Linked DNA regions of Homo sapiens: regions 2 and 3 are each linked to region 1. The links are chromatin loops, found by intact Hi-C in ENCODE. Cell type or tissue: mammary epithelial cell. All regions are shown on one strand. Each heading gives the region's core, and the rest is flanking DNA. Links, peaks and the distances in the headings are about the cores only.

Region 1 (7,848 bases), core at 1,555-6,554:
AAAGAATCCCTGTCCTGATGAGGTCCCCCTGATGCTCTTATTTATGCTAAATTGCGAACATTTGATGCACTTGGGTCTATGATTCTTTACCAGCCATACCAATCATGTCTACGACAGATAAGGGGGAGGAAGATGGAGTGCATGCAACACCCTACAGCATTCTCTGCCATTATCTGACTCTTCACCTGCTCCATCTTCCCTTCAAGACCAACGGTAGGAGGGTGCTGCTTATGGTAATCAGATCACCAGGTTGCTGTTCCAGGGCCATATGTAGGGAGTACAACCAAAAGCACAGGCTTCCCTTTATCTCTTTGTTCCTGCCCAACTATCATGTCAATTCTTGCCCTGAAATTTGATCTATCCTTCTTTTCCAGTCCAAGTAAGATGGTTTTTCTTACCTGCATGGCTTCACTGAAACCAAAACTAACATTTCCAAACACATTTCAGTTAAAAGTAGAGATGAATTTTGTTTTTCAAATTTGAAAATGCTCATTAAAATAGAAAGCTAATGTGTGCCAGCTGAGTAATACTCAGATATCTCTGTACAAGAATCCTTCATCCGTCTTTGCCTCGCAGTCCTCCTGGGCCTGGGAGCTGACATCAGGCACAGCCAGGCAGGGAAAACTCATGGCTCGCTCTCACTACAGGGGGTGGAAACCAGAATAATCAAGACCAGTCTGGCAACATAGTGAGACCTTGTCTCTACAAAAAAATTTAAAAATCAGCCAGGCATAATAAGTATGTGCTTGTGGTCCTAGCTACTCAGGAGGCTGAGGCAGGAAGATACCATGAGTTCGAGGCTCAAGTAAGCTAATAATGGCACCACTGCACTCCAGCCTAGGCAAGATAGCAAGACCCTGTCTCAAAAAAGGGGGGTACATAATAATATGTCTTCCCACTCCATATTTATTCACCCCTTACCCCTTAGAAATGACCATAATATCCTTGCAGAACTATTGTATATATACATGAGCAAGTATGCACAAGCTATTTCTCTATGTTACAGACATGGAAGCATTTCTTAAATAATGTCTAACAACCTATTTTTTCTTTAACATGTTGGTAATTGTTCTATATCAGTATATGAAGACCTCCTTTGAAGAAATTTTTAACAATTTCTTATTATTAGGAAATAGAACTTACATAATAGTGCATAATTATGTACTGTTTAAATTATAAGCACACATCTTTTACTGCCATACATATTTTTTTAAATTACGTATGTGACTAGCATCTCAATAAAGCAGACATTTTTTAAAAAATGAATGAAAGAAAGGAAAAGAAATAGGACCCTTCAGCAGCACAGAAAACTCTCTTGTTCCCCTCCAAAAGCTAGAGTTTAAAACCAGCCTGGCTACTGGGTGTATTTTTGGTTTTTTAATGAATGCTTTTACCATCTATACAGGCATCTCTCTGAAACATTATTTACTATATATTTGGCTTACAATTGCTTTATTTGACTTGGGACTTGAGGGGTAGGTTTTCTTGCATAGTTTCTGTATCCTTATCTAGCATGTCACTTATAAAATATATGTGGTGGCCAGGTGTGGTGGCTCATGCCTGTAATCCCAGCACTTTGGAAGGCCAAGGCAGGCGGATCACAAGGTCAAGAAATTCAGACCATCCTGGCCAACATGGTGAAACCCGGTCTCTACTAAAAATACAAAAATTAGCTGGGCGTGGTGGTGTGCACCTGTTGTCTCAGCTACTTGGGAGGCTGAGGCAAGAGAATCGCTTGAACCCAGGAGGCGGAAGTTGCAGTGAGCTGAGGTTGCACCACTGTACTCCAGCCTGGCGACAGAGCAAGAACCCATCTCAAAAAAAAAAAAAAAAAAAAGAGAGAAAAAGAAAAATTACACCCATATATATGGTTAGAATTTTAAAATCCAGCCTGATGATCATTTTACTTTTAACTAAAACATTTAGTCCAATAACACTAAATATAATTATTGATATTTTCAGTTTATATGTAACATTTTATTTTGTGCTATATTTTTTCTGATGCCTTCCTTTGGATTGAGTGTATTTTTGTTACACTATTGTTTTTCTTGTCACTTGCAAGTTATATGCACAGTTTATATTCCTTCGTTAGTTAAAGATATTAGGCATTCCTTATAAACCATAAGATATTAGGCATTACTTACAAACCATAGTTTAAACTTAATCAACATTTTTACTCATGCTCTGGATAAAACAAGAACTTAGAACCCTTTAACATGGTTACTATTTTTTCTGTTTTAGAGGTTTTGTTGTAGATCTCAGTTGTGTGTTTTTAAGCCCAGAAGTCTTTATTATTACTGATAAACTCCATCTTGAGATTCAAGCAACCTGCCTCTCTACTTGCCTGTTCGAACCTGGAGAGGGCTCCTCCCGACCATTACTTGCCTTGAGGTTATACCGTGGGGTTAACATTTTGTCTTGGTGGTCTCCCTGCACCCTGTCCACACCTTTGAAAATACCCTCATTATGACTCAGTTTGAGAGTGCTAGGACCCTGATGATATAATCTTGCATCCATTTTAAGACACTGATCATTTTTAGCACCTGGTGGAGAGTTCCGTGAAGGGAAAGGACCTTCGAAGCAAGCAGCCTTGCCTGGGAATCTTGGCCCCAACACTCAAAAGATCTCAAAGAACAACACAACCACACTCTCTACATGCCCCCGAAAATTGTAAGATACCCTTCTGCACCAGGTGTGTTTCAATGAGTCCAGTGAAATAAAGGAGAAAAGGAATCAATAGGAGGAGATGGAAAATGTTTAATGAAGACAGGAATTAGTATTCACATACCCGCTCCTTCTGGAGATTTTCCAGGACATTTTCTCTGATCTGCAGTAGCTGCACTTCTGGGAGGGCACCTGTGCTGAGGTCCATGTCTAGCTTGGTCCAGACAATGTAGAACTTCTTTCCCATGTCCTCAGCGGTTTTGGCAAGCATCACATGATTCATGCTGAATTGTGCAGATGCAACCATGATGAAGTCATACCGGTTGAACTGCATTTCCATCAGGTAGTTCTCCAGGGTTGTGGTGGCAGACCCTGTGCCAGGCAGGTCCCACAACACCACATTTGAAAAGTGGGAAGAGAAATAGGAGGCACATCTTTGGGTAGCTTTTACCAGCTCAGTAGGAGGTGAGGCCTTACCCTCATGTCCTGTGTTTCGAAGGGCACTGATGAAGGTGGACATCCCATTGCCAGAGTCCCCTGCCATAGTGATGTTAACTGGTGTCCTGGACACTATCTTCAGAGTCTCCTTGATGTTAGAGATCACCTCTGGCAAGTTCCCATCTGCTGAGGCTTTCTCAACATTCATGGCTTCCATCTTCAATAAAATACCCCAATGCTGGCCAGGCGCCGTGGCTCATGCCTGTAATCCCAGCACTTTGGAAGGCCGAGGCGAGCAGATCACGAGGTCAGGAGATTGAGACCATCCTGGCCAACATCGTGAAACCTTCTCTACTAAAATACAAAAAAATTAGCTGCGCGTGGTGGTGTGCGCCTGTAGTCCCAGCTAATACAGGAGGCTGAGGCAGGGGAATCGCTTGAACCCTGGACGCAGATATTGCAGTGAGCTGAGATCACGCCATTGCACTCCAGCCTGGCAACAGAGCAAGACTCCATCTCAAAACAAACAAAACCCAATGCTTATGGTGTGGCAAAAAGAGGTTAAGGATGCAGCTAATAGAGTGTGAGGGGCACTTGGGACACTCTGTCGTATCTGTGGGCACTGGAGTAAGCTGCGGAAGTAGAAGAGCAGGTGAGTTAGGATGGACAGGGTACACATGAATCATCTGACTTTTAGCATCCCCAGCCCTCAACGAAGACTGCAGCAGACGATCTTGACTGAGTGTTCTTTGATTGTTTTTATTCAAGCAATGTGCACATTTCTTCAGGGAGCAAGAAAGGTAGGGTCCCTGAGGAACGCCCTGAGGCCGGTTGTGCCTCCGAGTCAGCCTCCAAAGCAGGCATGTGGCCATGAGATGGCTTGAAAAGCAGAGAATGAACCAAGTCTCCTGAAAAGCCCAAGAGGTTTTTGTCTTTCCCTCTTTTACTCTATCCTAATATAGGTCTGCTCCTTCACAAGTTTCAGTACATATTTCAAGACCAAAACCAGACAAGTAAAAGTGACCTATATATTTCTCTGCTGAAGATGGCGCCAGAGGACATAAAACATCCAATTCCCATTGCTTACTTGAAGCTGTGATCATCCCTGTTTAACACTTACCTCATCAGGCGGGGGAGCACACGTGCAGAGCAGTACTGAAATGCTGCAATATACGTGAAGTAAGCCACCAGCCTTTGACCCCCGAGCTTCCATTAAGACTGTCATGTTGGGCCCAACTGAAGTGAGGGAGAGGAGGAGACAGCATACTCAAATGCTCTGCTCTTTTTCAAGGCAGTGATTAGACAATTGCTTATCATTGCATTCGCCAAACCTGGCTCTTGCAGGTTCCACAAGGGGCCAGGTATTTGAGACTGATTAAAAGAAGGTGATGTGATTTCCTACTCCTACCGGAATTGGTGGGTTCTTCGTCTCACTGACTTCAAGAATGAAGCCACGGACCCTCGCGGTGAGTGTTACAATTCTTAAAGGCTGCGTGTCCGGAGTTTGTTCCTTCTGATGTTTGGATGTGTTCAGAGTTTCTTCCTTCCGGTGGGTTCGTGGTTTCACTGACTCAGGAGCGAAGCTGCAGACCTTCGAAGTGAGAGTTACAGCTCTTCAGGCGGCGAGTCTGGAGTTGTTCGTTTCTCCCCGGGGGGTTCGTTGTTTCACAGGTTTCAGGAGTGATGCTGCAGACCTTCACGGTGAGTGTTACAGCTCATAAAGGCAGTGTGGACCCAAAGAATGAGCAGCAGCAAGATTTACTGCAAAGTGCAAAAAAACAAAGCTTCCACAGCATGGAAGGGGACCTGAGCAGGTTACCACTGCTGGTTCGGGCAGCCTGCTTTTATTCTCTTATCTGGCCCACCCACATCCTGCTGATTGGTCCATTTTACAGAGAGCCGATTGGTCTGTTTTACAGAGAGCTGATTGGTCCATTTTGACAGGGTGCTGATTGGTGTGTTTACAATCCCTGAGCTAGACACAAAAGTTCTCCACCTCCCCACTAGATTAGCTAGATACAGAGTATAGATTGGTGCATTTGCAAACCTTGAGCTAGACACAGGGTGCTGATTGGTGTGTTTACAAACCTTGAGCTAGATATAGAGTGCCAATTGGTGCATTCACAATCCCTTAGCTAGACATAAAGATTCTCCAAGTCCCCACCAGATTAGCTAGGCTCAGAGTGCTGATTGGTGCATCCACAAACCCTGAGCTAGACACAGGGTGCTGATTGGTGCATTTACAATTCCTGAGCTAGACACAAAAGTTCTCCATGTCCCCACTAGATTAGCTAGATACAGAGGGTCGATTGGTGTGTTCGCAAACCCTGAGCTAGACACAGGGTGCTGATTGGTGTGTTTACAAACCTTGAGCTAGATACAGAGTGCTGATTGGTGTATTTACAATCCCTTAGCTAGACATAAATGTTGTCCAAGTCCCCACCAGACTCAGGAGCCCAGCTGGCTTCACCCAGTGGATCCTGCACCAGGCCGCAGGTGAAGCTGCCTGGCAGTCCCCGGCCATGCGCCTGCACTCTTCAGCCCTTGGGCAGTGGATGGGACTGGGCGCCGTGGAGCAGGGAGCGGCGCTCATAGGGGAGGCTCGGGCTGTGCAGGAGCCCACGGAGTGGGGCAGGGGAGAGAGGCTCAGGCATGGCGGGCTGCAGGTCCCAAGCCCTGCCCTGCGGGGAGGCAGCTAAGGCCGGGGAGAAATCCAGCACAGCAGCTGCTGGCCCAGGTGCTAAGCCCCTCACTGCCAGGGGCCATCGGGGCCGGATGGCTGCTCTGAGCGCGGGCCCGCTGAGCCCACGCCCACCCGGAACTCGTGCTGGCCCGCAAGCGACGCCCGCAGCCCCAGTTGCTGCCCGTGCCTCTCCCTCCACACCTCCCCACAAGCTGAGGGAGCCAGCTCCGGCCTTGGCCAGCCCAGAAAGGGGCTCCCACAGTGCAGCGGCGGGCTGAAGGGCTCCTCAAGTGCCACTAGAGTGGGCGCCAAGGCTGAGGAGGCTCCGAGAGCCAGCGAGGGCTGCGAGGGCTGCCAGCATGCTGTCACCTCTCACTAGCATGGCCTGGCAGGTCTGTTTCACACACTCATTGTGAACACACACAACACTGCACACAGCCACTCATACCTGGTGTGCACACTCACCCATGCCCAGCCATGTTTACTTACCCCCCCACACACACACTCTCACTCACCCTCGGCATGCACACATACACTTACTTGCATTCTGTGCACAGGCCCACACATACTCACACTGACACACGTTCACACACCCTAACATACTTAAGCTGACATGTGTAAACATGAATACATACATCCCTGTTGCACACACTACACTTGCTCACTCAGGCTGCAACATGTTCACTTACCCCACACACAAACACACAAATTCACTCGTGGTGCCACGTTCACACAAACTTATGTTTGATGCACACATGCTCACACACTCTGTGCACATATATATACACTCATGTAGGCTGACACATGTTCACTCACCTACCCTCATGCTTCGTGTGCCCAGTGCCCACACACTCTCTCACATGACACATGTTCGTACACTCATGCACACACAGAATCTTGCCTCCTGAGTGCCCAGGACAATGGATTTGTCCAAGTCTTTGGCCCTTTTAGAGGGCCCAGGAAGCAGAGAACTGGCTCCAGCTGTCTATCTATGAAATATGAAGAAAGGCCCTAATGGAGGAGATGGATGAGAGAGGCCCTGTTCTCTGGAATGTATATGAGTCTTCAATTTCTCGGTGCCTCACTTGTCTTGGGAAGATTTTATAACCCACCATATGGCGAGAGCAGCAACTGATCATTGACTTCCTCATGCCAGGCTTCATCTGTGGCTGCTATATAAAGTTTCTCCGTTGTAACATTAATTATTTTGGTTTACATAAATAACTAGTTTCTTCTCATCAAATGCTACTTAGATATGGTGGCTTTTAGTTAGTCTGCAAAGAGGAAGAGGTAACCTATGGAATCTGGAGGGAAGGAGGCAGGGTAATTACCAGGTTCGAATGGAGTCCCTCAGCAGCCTAGCAGGAGAATGGAGTGGGGAGGTCTGGCCTTAGGAGTTTTGCCCACATGTCTCTGCATGGATAGCTGGCAGGCTGGTTAAGGTGAGGAATCGAGCACTCCCCTTCCCCACAACATTATACCGGATAGATGCACAAGGGAGTGGAGCAGGAGCACATGCAGGGTAGGGGATGGGCTTGGGCCTGTGGCAGGCCCATTTTCTAACCCAAGTAGTCCCAGAAACTATTGCTTCATCAGGTATTAAATGATTGGCATCATATTAATACATACACAGGTCTTGGCATTAACCATTAAACATTTCCATTAAACTCTTTACCATTGTACTCCTTGTGCCCAGCAGGTGTTAAACATATTTTTGTTTGATTAATAAAACATAGTACACTTTGTGTGTTGTTAACTTACTAATTGACAGATAAGTTAACTTCCCTTTCTAAACTGTACCCGCTGAGCACGGGGTCTACTAATATACATCCAATTTTCAAGCACACTCTGCTTGGGTACGACACGGGCCAGTGCAGGGTACTGACTGTCCATGGTGAGTGTGGGAGGTCAGCAGAAAACCCTATAGTTTTCCAGGCTTTTTCTGTGACCATGTCTGTGAACTGAGCCAGCATCTTCAAACCTGTCTGCTTACCTGTCCACCAGTGCTGAGCCCCATGGGAAACAGCCTTAGCCCCTGCAGCCCCAGCTCAACTGTCCCATCC
Region 2 (6,193 bases), core at 1-5,000, 290 kb after region 1:
CCCTTGCATTCCTAGGATAAAACCCACTTGATCATGGCATATAATTTTTTTGTTTTGTTTTGTTTTTTGAGATGGAGTCTCGCCTTATCACCCAGGCTGGACTGCACTGTCGCAATCTTGGCTCACTGCAACCTCCGCCTCCTGGGTTCAAGCGATTCTCCTGGCTCAGCCTCCCGAGTAGCTGGGATTACAGGTGCATGCTGCCATGCCTGGCTAATTTTTGTATTTTTAGTAGAGATGGGGTTTTGCCATGTTGGCCAGGCTGGTCTTGAACTCCTGACCTCAGGTGATCCACCTGCCTCAGCCTCCCAAAGTGCTGGGATTACAGGTGTGAGCCACCACGCCTGGCCTGCAATTTTCTTTTCTTGTAGAGTCTTAGTTTCAGTATCAAGGTAATGCTTGGCCTCATAGAATGAGTTGGGAATGTTCTCTCCTCTTTAGATTTTTGGTAAGAATTTAAGAGAAGGATTGATGTTAATTCTCCTTTAAATGTTTTGTAGGATTCACCAATGATGCCACCTGGTGGTAGGCATTTCTTTGCTGGGAGTTTTTTGATTACCGATTCAATCTCCTGACTTGTTACAGGCCTATTCAGATTTTCTATTTCCTCTTGAGTCAGTTTTGGTAGTTTGTGTGTCTCTAGGAATTTGTCCATTGCATCTAGAGCATCTGATTTTTTAACGTGCAGCTGCTTATAGCAGTCTCTCATGTTCCTTGTTTTCCTGTGAAGTTGGTGTTATGTGTGTGTGTTTTGAAGGGTCATTCTCAGCGCCTCAGATCACCCACCACTTCCATTTCAAGGTCCCAGGAAGAACAATCAAATGTAATGAGTTTCCACATTGAGTGGGCCACTTGACTCCTCAGCCCATCCTCATCTGCCTCAGGACAAAGGTGGCAGTGCCACCCCCAGGCTCAGGCTCAGAAATGGGGTCTGTATGTGTGTGAAACCAGGAACTGGCAGAGACTTTACTGAGCACTCACTGTGTAGCAGGCTCCTGCTGAGGGCTTTCCAGACACTGTCTCTTCACTCCTCACAACATCTCTGTCACCTCAGTCCTGTGACTATCCCCACTTCACAAAAGCAAAGACTGAGGCTCAGAGACATGAATTACTTGACCAAGGTCACACAGCCAACACTGAGCCTGTATTTGAAACCAGATCTACCCGGCTGTGCATATTTTGACTACTGTGCTGCACAGCCTATTCCTTCCCAAGGGAGAACACCCCAGAATGGGGCAAAGGCCAAGGAATTCAAGCTCCAGTTTTTACCCCCACTCCCTGAAAGGTGTAATAGAGCAGAGCTTCTCCAAGTACCCATGCAGAGGAGCCCTCCATCTGCTGCCATGCAGAGCAACAGACACCCTCCACCAATTACCCATGCAGAGGAGCCCTCTGCTGCCATGCAGAGCAGTAAATACCCTCCACCCACTGACCAGAGGCCCCCATGGAAAAGCACAGTGCAGAATAGCCTGAGGGTACACACCAGCAGGGTGTGCATGCTCACGCAACTGTTTGTATATGTAAAACAATTTCTGGAAAGATCCACAGAAACTGCTAATGGTGGTTTCCTCTGAAGAAGTGAGTTGGAGGACAAAGGTCAGGGAGTGGAAGGAGACATACATCTCACACCATTCCCTGTTTGTACTTCTGTTTTAGATTTGTAGGTACACATACTGTTAGGCACCTTTAACAGCTTCCCAGGATCACCCAGTCCCCAGCCCTGAAAAGGGCAGAGCCAGGCTCGGGGAATTGTCCCCACTCTGCCTCATGGTCATGGCATTTCCCTGTGCCAGGACACATTCCCAGCCTCAGGCCCAGGGGGCAGGACAGCCTAGTGGACTCCAGGCTGTGGAGTCTCATGGATCAATGACTACCAGCTCTGTGATCCTGACAGAGTTACTTAACCTCTCTGAACTCAAATTCCTCAAATATACAATGGGAATGATAATACCTACCTCAGAGGATTGTTATGAAGATTAAAAGAGGCCGGGCAAGGTGGCCGATGCCTGTAATCCCTGCACTTTGGGAGGCTGAGGCAGGAGGATCATTTGAGGCCAGGAGTTCAAGACCAGCCTGGGCCACATGGCAAAACCCCATCTTCACAAAAAATACAAAATAATTAGCCTGGCGTGGTGGTGCATGCCTGTAATCCCAGCTACTCAGAAGGCTGAGGTGGGAGAATGGCTTGAGCCCAGGAGCTTGAGGCTGCAGTGAGCCGAGATCACTGCATTCCAACCTGGGTGACACAGTGAGACACTGTCACAAAAAGAAAAAATTTTAAAGATAGCACTTGATAAGCAGAGGGTCTGCCTGACAGGATAAGAAATACTTTTTATTTATATTATTTAATTTATTGATGTTAATATTGATAATATTATTGCCCCACCACCATTAACCACCAGCCCAGTCTTCCCGGGAGGCATTCGCGCTGACTACACTGTGAGAGGCTAGGATAATAGTGCCCCCTGGTGGACATCTTTTGGACTGCATCTGATGAGTACCTACCATCTAGTACCACTAGAGAAAGAACAGGAGTCAAAATTCAGTTCCATTTCTTCCTTTTTACCCCTAAATATTAGGTTGGTGCAAAAGTAATTTCAAAAAACTAATATCTCACATGTACTTCATTAGATACTCTTACATAACAGTAAAATAATCAAAACCAGAAAATTGAACATCGGTTGAATAGTATTATCTAATCCACACGGTCCATCCTGACATTCTGCTAGGTGTCCCTATGGTATCCTTTATAGCTAATTGTTTCATGGTCCAGGACCCCTCCAGGGTCACACATGGCATTTGATTACCACATCTCTTTAGTATCCTTTAATCCTGAACCATTTCTCAGCTTTTCTGTATCTTTCATCACCTTGACATTGTTGGAGTTCAAGCCAGTTATTTTGCAAAATGTCCCTCAATACGGATGTGTCTGTCTGTTCCCCTTGGCTGGATTCATGTCCCGTGTTTTCGTTAGGAATTTCCCAGGTGTTGCACTGGGTCCTTCCCATTGCATCATATCGGGAGACATGGTGTCAATTTGTTCCAGCAATGGTGATGTTAACCCTAGCTCCCCCGTCTGTCAGCTTGGGGAAGCTAAGCTCCCAGGGCCAGAGAGGAGCTGAGACTGGCCTACAGTCACAGGAAAGTCAGGATCCTCAGCTCAGGGTCTTCACGAATGCTTAGGATAAATGCAGCCAGGCAAGAAATTGATCACCGGCACCTAGGCCTCCTCCAGATCCTAACTCCATAGGAGCTTAAGGGCTGGGTAAAGCAGTGTTGGCCTTCATCGCATCGTCATGTAAGTCTAGCTGCTTGGAGTCCCCCTTTCTGCTTTGTCCATTTCTATTTTTCATTAAGACTTTTTCATTCCACAAATGATATGCAAATGCATTATCCTTGTCTTATATATATTTCAGCCAAGGCTGAAGTCTCCTTTGAAAGTTCCCCTTCTCAGTCTTTCCTCCCCTAGTATCAGTTTGATATGAGACGTCTATCTACAACCCCAGGAAAAATACAAACTGTAGTGTTCTCTTTCCATGATGGTCACATTGTATAAGTCTGTCATAGAAATTTCCCTGGCAGGGCTTGGAGACTGAGCTCATTACTTTCAACTGAATCATCATTACAGTGAATGGATACACTGGAGGTTACCTAGCTGAGACCCTGTGGATGGACATCTAGGTTGTTCCCAGCGTTTTCCTATTGTGAAACACACTGCCCTACACGCATGATCCAGGCTTCTCCAAGGTAACTCCCCACCTCTAGAAGCCCAAACCACTCCTGGGGCACCAGATTTACTGGGTGGACATCCCCGTGGGGGGTGAGGAGGGGCTGATGGGCTGCTACTCATTCAGCCTATTAGAACTGCAGGACTTTTAGGACCTCTGGAAGCAACTGGGCTGGGTTTTCACAATGTGTTTTGAGAAATCTTAGGGTTCCAAGATAGCCTGAGAGACAGGGAGGAGGTGAGCTGGGAAGAGTCCAGAGCTTCACTCCCACTCCAACCACAGAGCACCCCCACCTTTACCTGGTTTTCAATTAAGTGATTCTTTCAAAACAGAATCTCAGCTGTATGTAAATTCAAAAATCCCTGTTGCAGGCTGACCCCTCAGTTGGCACAGTCACCTTTCTGCACCATGCCTCTGGATCTGCTCTTGTCCATGCAGCCTCCAGCTGTGTTCTTGCTGGTGAGGGCCACCTGACCCAAACCAAGCTCCCAGCTGACGAACTGCAAAGAGGGCTCTGCAGGTGCTGCCCTTGTGCCATCAGAGGTGGCACTGTGGTATTTCACTTTGAACATACTGGGTCCTGGGAAGCAGGACTGCCCAGCTGTGTCCCCAGCATGCCCCTCCTCTGTCCCTCAGAAGCTGTGCACATTTCTGGGTACCGTCTCTGACAAACATGGTGGCCTGATTCAGTGTTCCCAAACTTCCCTGAACACCAAGGAGTCTGTTAAAGTACACAGTGCTGGGTCCCACCCCAGAGGTTCTGAGTGAGCAGATTTTGGGGGAGCCCAGGAATGTATATTGTTTAAAGCTTCCCAAGGGGATTCTGAAGGAGCATGTCTGATCACCTGCATTGCAGACACTGGCCTGGGCCCCTACCTGTGAACTCTCCTTCTCCAGGCAAATCTCGAGTCTGGCCCTCAATTAGGCTGTGAGGGCTTCAGTCATTTGTTTTACCCTAAGTTTTCCTGGACAGTGGGGCTCTCCGTATTAATTAGAACCCATAGGAACCATGGATCTGAGTCAGAGTTTCCCACTCTGAGCCAGAGTTACACTGGGCTGCCTCAGTGTACTGGAGGGCTCCTTATAAATTCCTCAGTGTACTGGAGGGCTCCTTAAAGATGTTGGGCCCCACCCCACATCTGCTGGAGCTGAATCTCTGGAAGTAGACCTGGGAATCTGCATGTTTTAGGCAAGTTCTTCAAGTGAGGCCATGGAGTCCAACTCCCTCCATGCGTCTAAAAGGTGAGGGAAATGGGATAAAACAGTAAAAGTGGCTTGCCCCCAGCTACAATATACATTAGTAGCAGAAATTGTTCCAGCCCCCAAGTCTCCTCTCGGTCCAGTGCCCGACACCCAGGGCTTCTGAGCAATCCAGCTTGTCTGAGGGCTTCTATCACCTGAGATGCCCCCTGTGGCTGCCCTAGGATAGGCCTCTGCTGTATCTGGGAAATCTTCCATTTATAACCCAGTGAAAATGATCTGCGTTGACCAAGTCACCATGTGTATAGGTGTGTGCATACATGTGGGCACGTGTGCATGCCTGAGGTGGCAGGGACAAGCGGGCTTTGGCCGTGCATGCAAACACCCCTACTCCACCCTTCCCTGCGGGCCTTGCAAAAAGGTCAGACAGGACCAAGGTGTACAAACAGAACCCCACTTTATTAGCAGTTAGTTCGAGATTGTACATTAATGGAGGAAGGTCTCACCTTTAACACAACCCAAAACGGCTGGTTCGAGAGCCCTCATCAGGCGAACTGGATAGCACCCCCTCTCCCCACTCTCCCCACCCCCCTACAAGGGAAGGAAACCTCTGCCTGCTTCCCCAGTGTGCCCCCCACCCTCTCCAGTCGGCCCTCTCCTCTCCCAGGAAATGACATGAATTTCATGCACAAATTACAAAAGGAGCCCTCTTGCTAATAATAAAAGCTAACACAGTCATAGAAAACCCTCTCCTCCCTCATTCTCCTCCAGGGCCGGAAACAGTAAGAGCAGGAGGGATGAACTTCTTAGGATAAAACGCATCCAGTTTCCCCCAGGTTCCTGGCATTGACCCCACAAAACCCTATGCCAGTCCCTTAGGGAAGCTGAAAACTCGCCAGCCGTCTGAGCTGGCAAGGGCAGCCAGCCCACAGCTGTCAAGCCAGGAACCCAGTGTTGCCTCAACGGCCTGGGCAGCAGGGGGTCTAGGCCGCCCCCTCATCCTCACATCAACTAGAGCAGAGGCTGCCTCCTTTGATGTGTGAAAATCCCTGCTGTGGCCCCTATCTGCTCATTCTACAGATGAAGAAACTGAGGGCCTGGGAGGAAGATGGTCAGGCAGCTACTAAATGCACCCGGCTGGGATGAAACTTCACAGCTCCTGCTGCCAGCCAGGGCTCTTCTCACACCACAGCTTGCGGGAGGCAGTTCCCCATGTAGGCTTTTCCCTGCTGCAACTGAGAGCCTGGCTCTGCTCCAGTGCACAC
Region 3 (6,193 bases), core at 1-5,000, 190 kb after region 1:
TTTGATCCTCAGCCAATTCCATACCCCCAGCTGATCCTGAAGCTAATATTCTGAACCTCTAGAAGGCTCTACCAGCCAACTCTGGAAACTACAGAACTCAGCCATATTCCTCCCTGAGTCCCCCCTGGGGACCTGAATCACAGCCACCAAGGTTTAGGGAACCAGTGAGGGCCTGCAGCCAGGCTCCCCCAGGTCACTGGGCACCAGGCACTAGCTAGGTCAGAGTGCACTGGGGAAGGGATGGGGCAGGATAATGTCTACTTTTCTGGGCACGATATGGACACTGGGACTGAGGTCTGACACTGAAGAAGGGGACATTTCCAAGGGGACCAGAAATACAGGCAGACCCTAACTTAACACCCTGCTCACGTACCCAAGCTCATCGGCCCCTAAATTCAAGCCCAACTAGCCCACCACCACCACCCACCCCCGACTTCCTAATATCATGGAATGCATTTCAAGACTGGAAGAGCCCTCAGGGGTCATCTGAGCCAATCCTGTCCCCTGCTAGAATCTCCTCTATGCATCCTGGCCATGCTTTTCATATTTCCCGTAACAAGTAACTCTTTGTCTCTCTCTTTCCCAATAAGCAACCCCAAACTGAGGGCAATCAGGTAAAGTCACATGGTAGCTCTGTATCTCTTCTCTCCCCAGTTCAGCTTTGAGCCCAGAACCTGCCATGAATGGGCCCAGAAGGAACAGATGAGCTGGAGGCCCAAGTCCTGGGCCTAAGGGAAATCACTGCCTTATAATTCTCTTATGGCTGCAGATAAGATGTCCTGGACAGTCTGAACTGGGATGGAGAAAGTAGCATGACAGGGACCCGGGGAGAATTTTCCTGCCTCTTCCCTCCAGAGGGGATAGTGGGACACCTTGAGCTGGCCTGGGAGACCTCTCTAAAGGTCATTGTGATAAAAATAGAGCTTGTCTGGGAAGGGATGGAAAACAGCTGCTCCTGCCTGGGACTTGGTGCCAGGGAGCCGGATGGTCAGGCCAGTGCCTGGACATGCGACACAGGCCTAGGACCTTCTGAACACACCCCGCTTGCCAGACTCCAGACAGCAGAGCCAGGAGGGGAGGGACGAGTATGGAACCCTGAAGGTAGCAAGTCCAGGGGTCCATATACACACTGCCCCGCCTCATCCAAGGCACTAACTAGTGTGTGTGTGTGTGTGTGTGTGTGTGTGTGTGTGTGTGTGTGTGAGAGAGAGAGAGAGAGAAAGAGAGAGTGTGTGTGCATCGGTGTGTGTACTGATGGGAAGGGGAATTTTGACGTTTGTGGATTGCCTTGGCCAAAGCCACCATTAAACAGATGGGAAAGCTGAGGGTCAAACAAGGAAGGGTCTTACCCAGGGTCACACAACAGCTGAATGAGAGCAAGGGCTAGAACTCAAGCTTGCGTCCCTAACCCATCCCCAACCCCAGAGCTCTCCTCTGCTGACCCCTCATCTCTGGGGCTGCCCAAAGAGGCCAGACCCTTTGGGTCCCCCAGGTCTAATGAGCCTTCTTCTGGCTCTGCCCTCCCGGGGTGGGGTCGGGGGTGGGGCTCTAGGTGGTGCAGGAGGCCTCGGCGGGGAGGCTGCCACGCTTGAGCCGAAGGCTGCCATTCCACCCGCGGGGACAGATATTGTAGCCCAGGATGCCTGGAGACTTAGCCCCGGAGTCCTCGGAGTCGAGGGACACGTCGGAGTCCGTGGGCGAGCGGCGGTAGAGGAAGGGCCTGGGAGGCGCGGGCAGCGGGCTCCGGGGACTGGTGCAGGACGAAGGACCGGCGGGCAACGGGCTCCGCGGGATGGGCGCGAAGGCTGCCCCCGGCACAGCAGCCGAGCCGGGGCGGGCGGGCTGTGGCGAGCGCATGCGCGGGGGCGGGGGCGGGGGCGGGGGCGGGGGCGGTGGCGCCCTCGGCGGGGAGAAGGGCCGCGGGTTCTCGGCGCCCGCCGACCGCGGGGAGGCGCTCTTGCGCCGGGCCGCATTGATGATGTTTCGCGCCAGAAGCGCCTGCAGCTGGCGGCTGGGGGGCCGCGCCTCGGTCTCAGGTCGCAGCGGGGACACCGAGCGCTCGCTCCACGAGGGAGACATGGGCGGTGGCGGCGGCAGCGGCGGGGGGCTGCTCATGCTGCTCCCGCGACCTGGCTCCCACGGGCCCGGGCTCACCCAGCCGTCTAGGCTGCTGGGGGGCCGGGACGCGCCCGGCGTCCAGGGTGGGGAGGTGGGCAGGCTCTCCCGGCGGTCCTGGGGAGAGAGCAGAGAGGGTGGGGCAGGCATTAGTGCTGAGGTCTTCCACACCGGGCTTTAGGAAGGGACGGAGTCCGATTTGTCCATTACACCGAGAAGGGAAGCCACCGATCCAAGTCAGGTAGTGCCTGCAATAAAACGCAGGCGCCCAAACTCTCAGCCCGGAACGCCTGAAGAGTCCCCGCTGTCTTGTGTCTGCCTCCGTGTTAAGAAGACTCGCTTTGGAGAGAGCCGCCTTAACTTACTAACTGAGCTTGGGCAAGTTACTTCACCCCTCTGGGCTTCAGTTTCTGCTTCTGTAAAATGGGGTGTGATAACAGTACTTAACCTTATAGGGTTGTTGTGAGGGTTAAATGAGATAACTGATGGAAAAGAACATTACATATATCGGCACATTCCTTGGAAGAAAGTGCTCAATAGATGTTGATTACCATAAAGAAATACCAGAAGGGCTTGGCGCGGTGGCCCGCGCCTGTAGTCCCAGCACTTTGGGAGGCCGAGGCGGGTGGATCACCTGAGGTCAGGAGTTCGAGACCAGCCTGGCCAACATGCAGAAACCCTGTCTCTACTAAAAATACAAAAATTAGTGGCACGGTGGCGCGTGCCTGTAGTCCCAGCTACTGCGGGGGCTGAGGCAGGAGGATCGCTTGAACCTCAGAGGCGGAGGTTGCAGTGAGCCGACATCGTGCCACCGCACTCCAGCCTGGGCAACACAGCGAGACTCTGTCTCAATTTAAAAAAAATACTAGAAGGATATACATGAAACTAACCAAAATGGTCACCTGTTAGGAAATGGGGTGAGAACAGGAACAGGGCACACAGTCTGAGGCACTGGGAGCTGCTCTGTCTGTGGCACATCCCGGGAAGCTTTCAGTCAGGCTAGCTGAGGGAGGCTTCGGTTTCCCCATGACTTAGGGAGAGGAGCTGGGAGGGAGGTCCCGGGCCCAGGGCCACATGGGAAGAACTAGATAGAGGCTGAGACTAGTGTCTCAGGGCCAAATGCCAAGTCAGGGTGGGCTCTGTGTGTCCTCTCATCTGACCACAGTGTCACCCTGAGCAGGGAGGTGGGGCCTAGAGCTCATGACCCAAGCCAGTCAGCAACTATTGAGGCAGGGGAACCTGGCTCTTCAGCCAAGAGAGTAGGCTGGGGCAGGGAGATGGGAATAAGGCTTTTTAATATATTACTTTTTATATAAGTTTAGATTTCTGAACCATATGAATGTATTATCTATTATCAAAATTAAAATGTAAAAATATTGACCATTATTATTTTTTAAGATGGAGTTTCGCTCTTGTTGCTCAGGCTGGAGTGCAATGGCACAATCTCAGCTCACCGCAACTTCTGCCTCCTGGGTTCAAGTGATTCTCCTGCCTCAGCCTCCCGAGTAGCTGGGATTACAGGTGCCTGCCACTACACCTGGCTAATTTTGTATTTTTAGTAGAGACGGGGTTTCTCCATGTTGGTCAGGCTGGTCTCGAACTCCTGACCTCAGGTGATCCGCCCGCCTCAGCCTCCCAAAGTGCTGGGATTACAGGCGTGAGCCACCGCGCCTGGCCGACTATTATTAAAGTTGGACTTAGGGAAAGACCCTCTCAGCCCCAAACCATTTGCCATGTTGCCATGGTCACCTCATCATCTTTCCTTGGATGCCTGAACAGGGAGGAAGATGCCCCTGACAGATGGAGATACAAAAGGAAGTCGGGCCATTCCTCCCTAGGCAGCACACGCCCCTCACTGAGCTTTTTCACAGCAATGGGGAGGGGAGTGTGGTTTTGGAGAGGCCAAGATGGTGAACAGCTTGGAGGCTATGAAGCACTGGTCAGCGATGCAGAGCCATACCTGTTTCCTATGTACTTAAGGACTTTCAGTCTACAAACTTCATTCTCATCCTTTATCTCATTAGGTTTTCACAACAGACTAGTGAGGTAATTAGCATTACCACACCCATTTTACAAATGATGAAAATGAAGCTCAGAGGTGTAAATAACAATCTAGTGTGTTCTGCCCCACCAGGAAGTGTGTGTGTGTGTGTGTGTGTGTGTGTGTGCTGCTCAAAGGCTACATGTTTAAGCGGTTTGAACTGGTTTGAAAGTGGAGGGCTTGGGAATCCCTGCCTAACATGTATCTCCTGAACTTTCCAACTGTTCACCCAATCAGATTCCAGCAATAACCAGTCCACCTTGCCATTTAATCCAATCCAAATTCACTAGCAGTCATCCACCAGAGTTCAGAGCTAGCCAGTCCATTCCATGCTTCCTACCCGATCAAAATCTAGAACCATCCAAAGATTTATTCTTTCATCCAATCAGTGATCAGCCATAACCAAGCCAGTCATCCTCTCATCCAACTGAGAGTCTTCTAATTCCTCCCAATCCAAAGGAAATAGACACCAATTGTATGTTTTATCCAAACAGAATGTAGCAGCTGCTAGATGAGCCCAGACTCCAAACTGGAGCCCTTTAACCTAAAGAAGAATGTTATACAACAGCCTGAGCAGGACATTTTTCATGGGATACTAATGCTGGAGTGACCCTTAGAGACTCCCTAGGGACATCCAAGCTCCCAGTCATCAAGCTGAAAGTTAAGGCTCAGCCTGGGATCCCACTGTTTTCTTCCCAGGGTCAGAATTGTGTATACATGAGCCAGAGACACTGGGAGCTTCTCTGTGCCAGTGGAACATCCCAGTCAGGCTGGCCGCAGAAGGCAGACCCCACAGTTTAGGGAGAGGAGCTGGGAGGAAGGTCCCAGCTCCAGGGCTAGAAGAGGAGGGCTAGGGCCAAATGCCAAATCAGGGTGGGCTCTGGCATGACCCAACACCTGACCACAGTGCCACCCTGAGCAGGGAGGTAGGGCCTAGAGTTCATGACCCAAGCCAGTCAATAACCACCCAAGGCAGCGGAACCTGGGGTCTTCAGCCAGGAGAGTAGGCTGCACAGGAGAGCTATGATAACTACCTAAAAATCTCTAAAGCATTGTTTCTGCCTTTGGTGGCCACAAGGGGAATGCTGAGGCCAACAAGTGGAAGAAATAACAATTCAGCCAAGACTACAAAACAGAAGGGCTCAAACGGGATTGAATGTTGAGGGCAGTGGTAAGCAGATCCCCATCATCTGGAGATGGGCCAGAGCCTGACCTCACCCTAACAGCCATGCCTGGGCACTGACTCTGTGTGTATGTTTTTGAGTCGGGGGTGTGCACAGTACGAAAAGGCTGCAGGAAATCAGAACTGTTCACTTTCTGACAGAGAGCTCAATGCACCGTGCACACCAGAGCTCCTTGGGAATGCGGTGGGTGAAAATTCAAAAAGTAGCATCCACTCAACCCAACCCCAGACCCAAAGCAGGGCACATGTGTGGGGTGAATACATAAGTAGAACACAGTCAAACCTGGACTGTCGGAGACCAAATGGTCTCTGACCTCCTTCTGTAATCCTTTCACTGCACAGAAGGGGAAACTGAGGCCCAGAGATTGGAAGAGGTTGTCTGAGGTCACACACGAATCAGATGCAGACCTGGGGCTAGAACCCAGCTCTCCTGACCCTTGATGGCAGTTCTTTCCTCCCCACCAGGGGCAGAAACTCCATGCTTTTAGGATCCAGACAGTGAAAACAATGGCAAATGTGGGAAATGGCCAAATTTAGATAATGGGGAGCAGGGAGGGGACCTGAGGGAACTGGAGAGCGAATGCTGGCTAGAGGAATTTCTATTCCACTTGTAAAGAACCCAAACAAACCTCAACGAGAAGAGGTAGTGCATTTTCCCCAAAAATCCTCTAAAGTATTTTTGGCCAAACTCTGAGGGAAGGAAAGAACAAAAGGTTGCGATTTGCACAGGGTTCTGGCTCCCTGAGTGCTGTAGAGAGGAAGCCCTCATTTCCAACCCAGCACACGTCTGTACCAGTGCAGAACCAGACACACGGCAGGTGCAGGCAGCACGCAGGACACAGCCACACTTTCAC

The links. Hi-C counts contacts between places; a loop is a spot of excess contacts. Peaks named below come from ENCODE experiments on the same cell type or tissue, not always from the same donor. Only the 100,000 strongest peaks of a DNase experiment are listed, where the experiment ranks them.
Region 2: a loop joins it to region 1, with 25 times the contacts of the local background. A loop is called at or near these places in 89 of 110 quality-filtered maps.
Region 3: it touches region 1 in a loop (7-fold over the local background); 19 of 110 quality-filtered maps call a loop at or near these places.

What each region holds. Positions count from the first base shown.
Region 1 is chr5:150,843,595-150,851,442 of GRCh38, reverse strand. IRGM (immunity related GTPase M) reads right to left here and starts at 4,922. Exons shown (of 2, transcript NM_001145805.2): 1 at 4,223-4,922; 2 at 2,741-3,734. The coding sequence starts at 3,319. The coding sequence ends at 2,774. RefSeq lists a silencer at 4,042-4,336. In mammary epithelial cell, for the core only: a CTCF peak has its summit at 4,160 (motif pointing right); DNase peaks (open chromatin) are centred at 2,952 and 4,192.
Region 2 is chr5:150,557,387-150,563,579 of GRCh38, reverse strand. It overlaps NDST1 (N-deacetylase and N-sulfotransferase 1), which reads right to left. Exons shown (of 15, transcript NM_001543.5): 15 at 5,369-6,193. Among named protein-coding and RNA genes, the nearest start is that of NDST1, 52 kb to the right of the region's middle. In mammary epithelial cell, for the core only: CTCF peaks have their summits at 521 (motif pointing left) and 2,464 (motif pointing left); DNase peaks (open chromatin) are centred at 529, 2,469, 2,989 and 3,619.
Region 3 is chr5:150,652,443-150,658,635 of GRCh38, reverse strand. It overlaps SYNPO (synaptopodin), which reads right to left. Exons shown (of 3, transcript NM_007286.6): 3 at 1-2,232. The coding sequence ends at 1,549. Among named protein-coding and RNA genes, the nearest start is that of MYOZ3, 5.7 kb to the left of the region's middle. RefSeq lists silencers at 1,835-1,894, 2,035-2,254. In mammary epithelial cell, for the core only: a CTCF peak has its summit at 1,962; no DNase peak of the experiment used is centred there; H3K4me3 peaks cover 778 bases.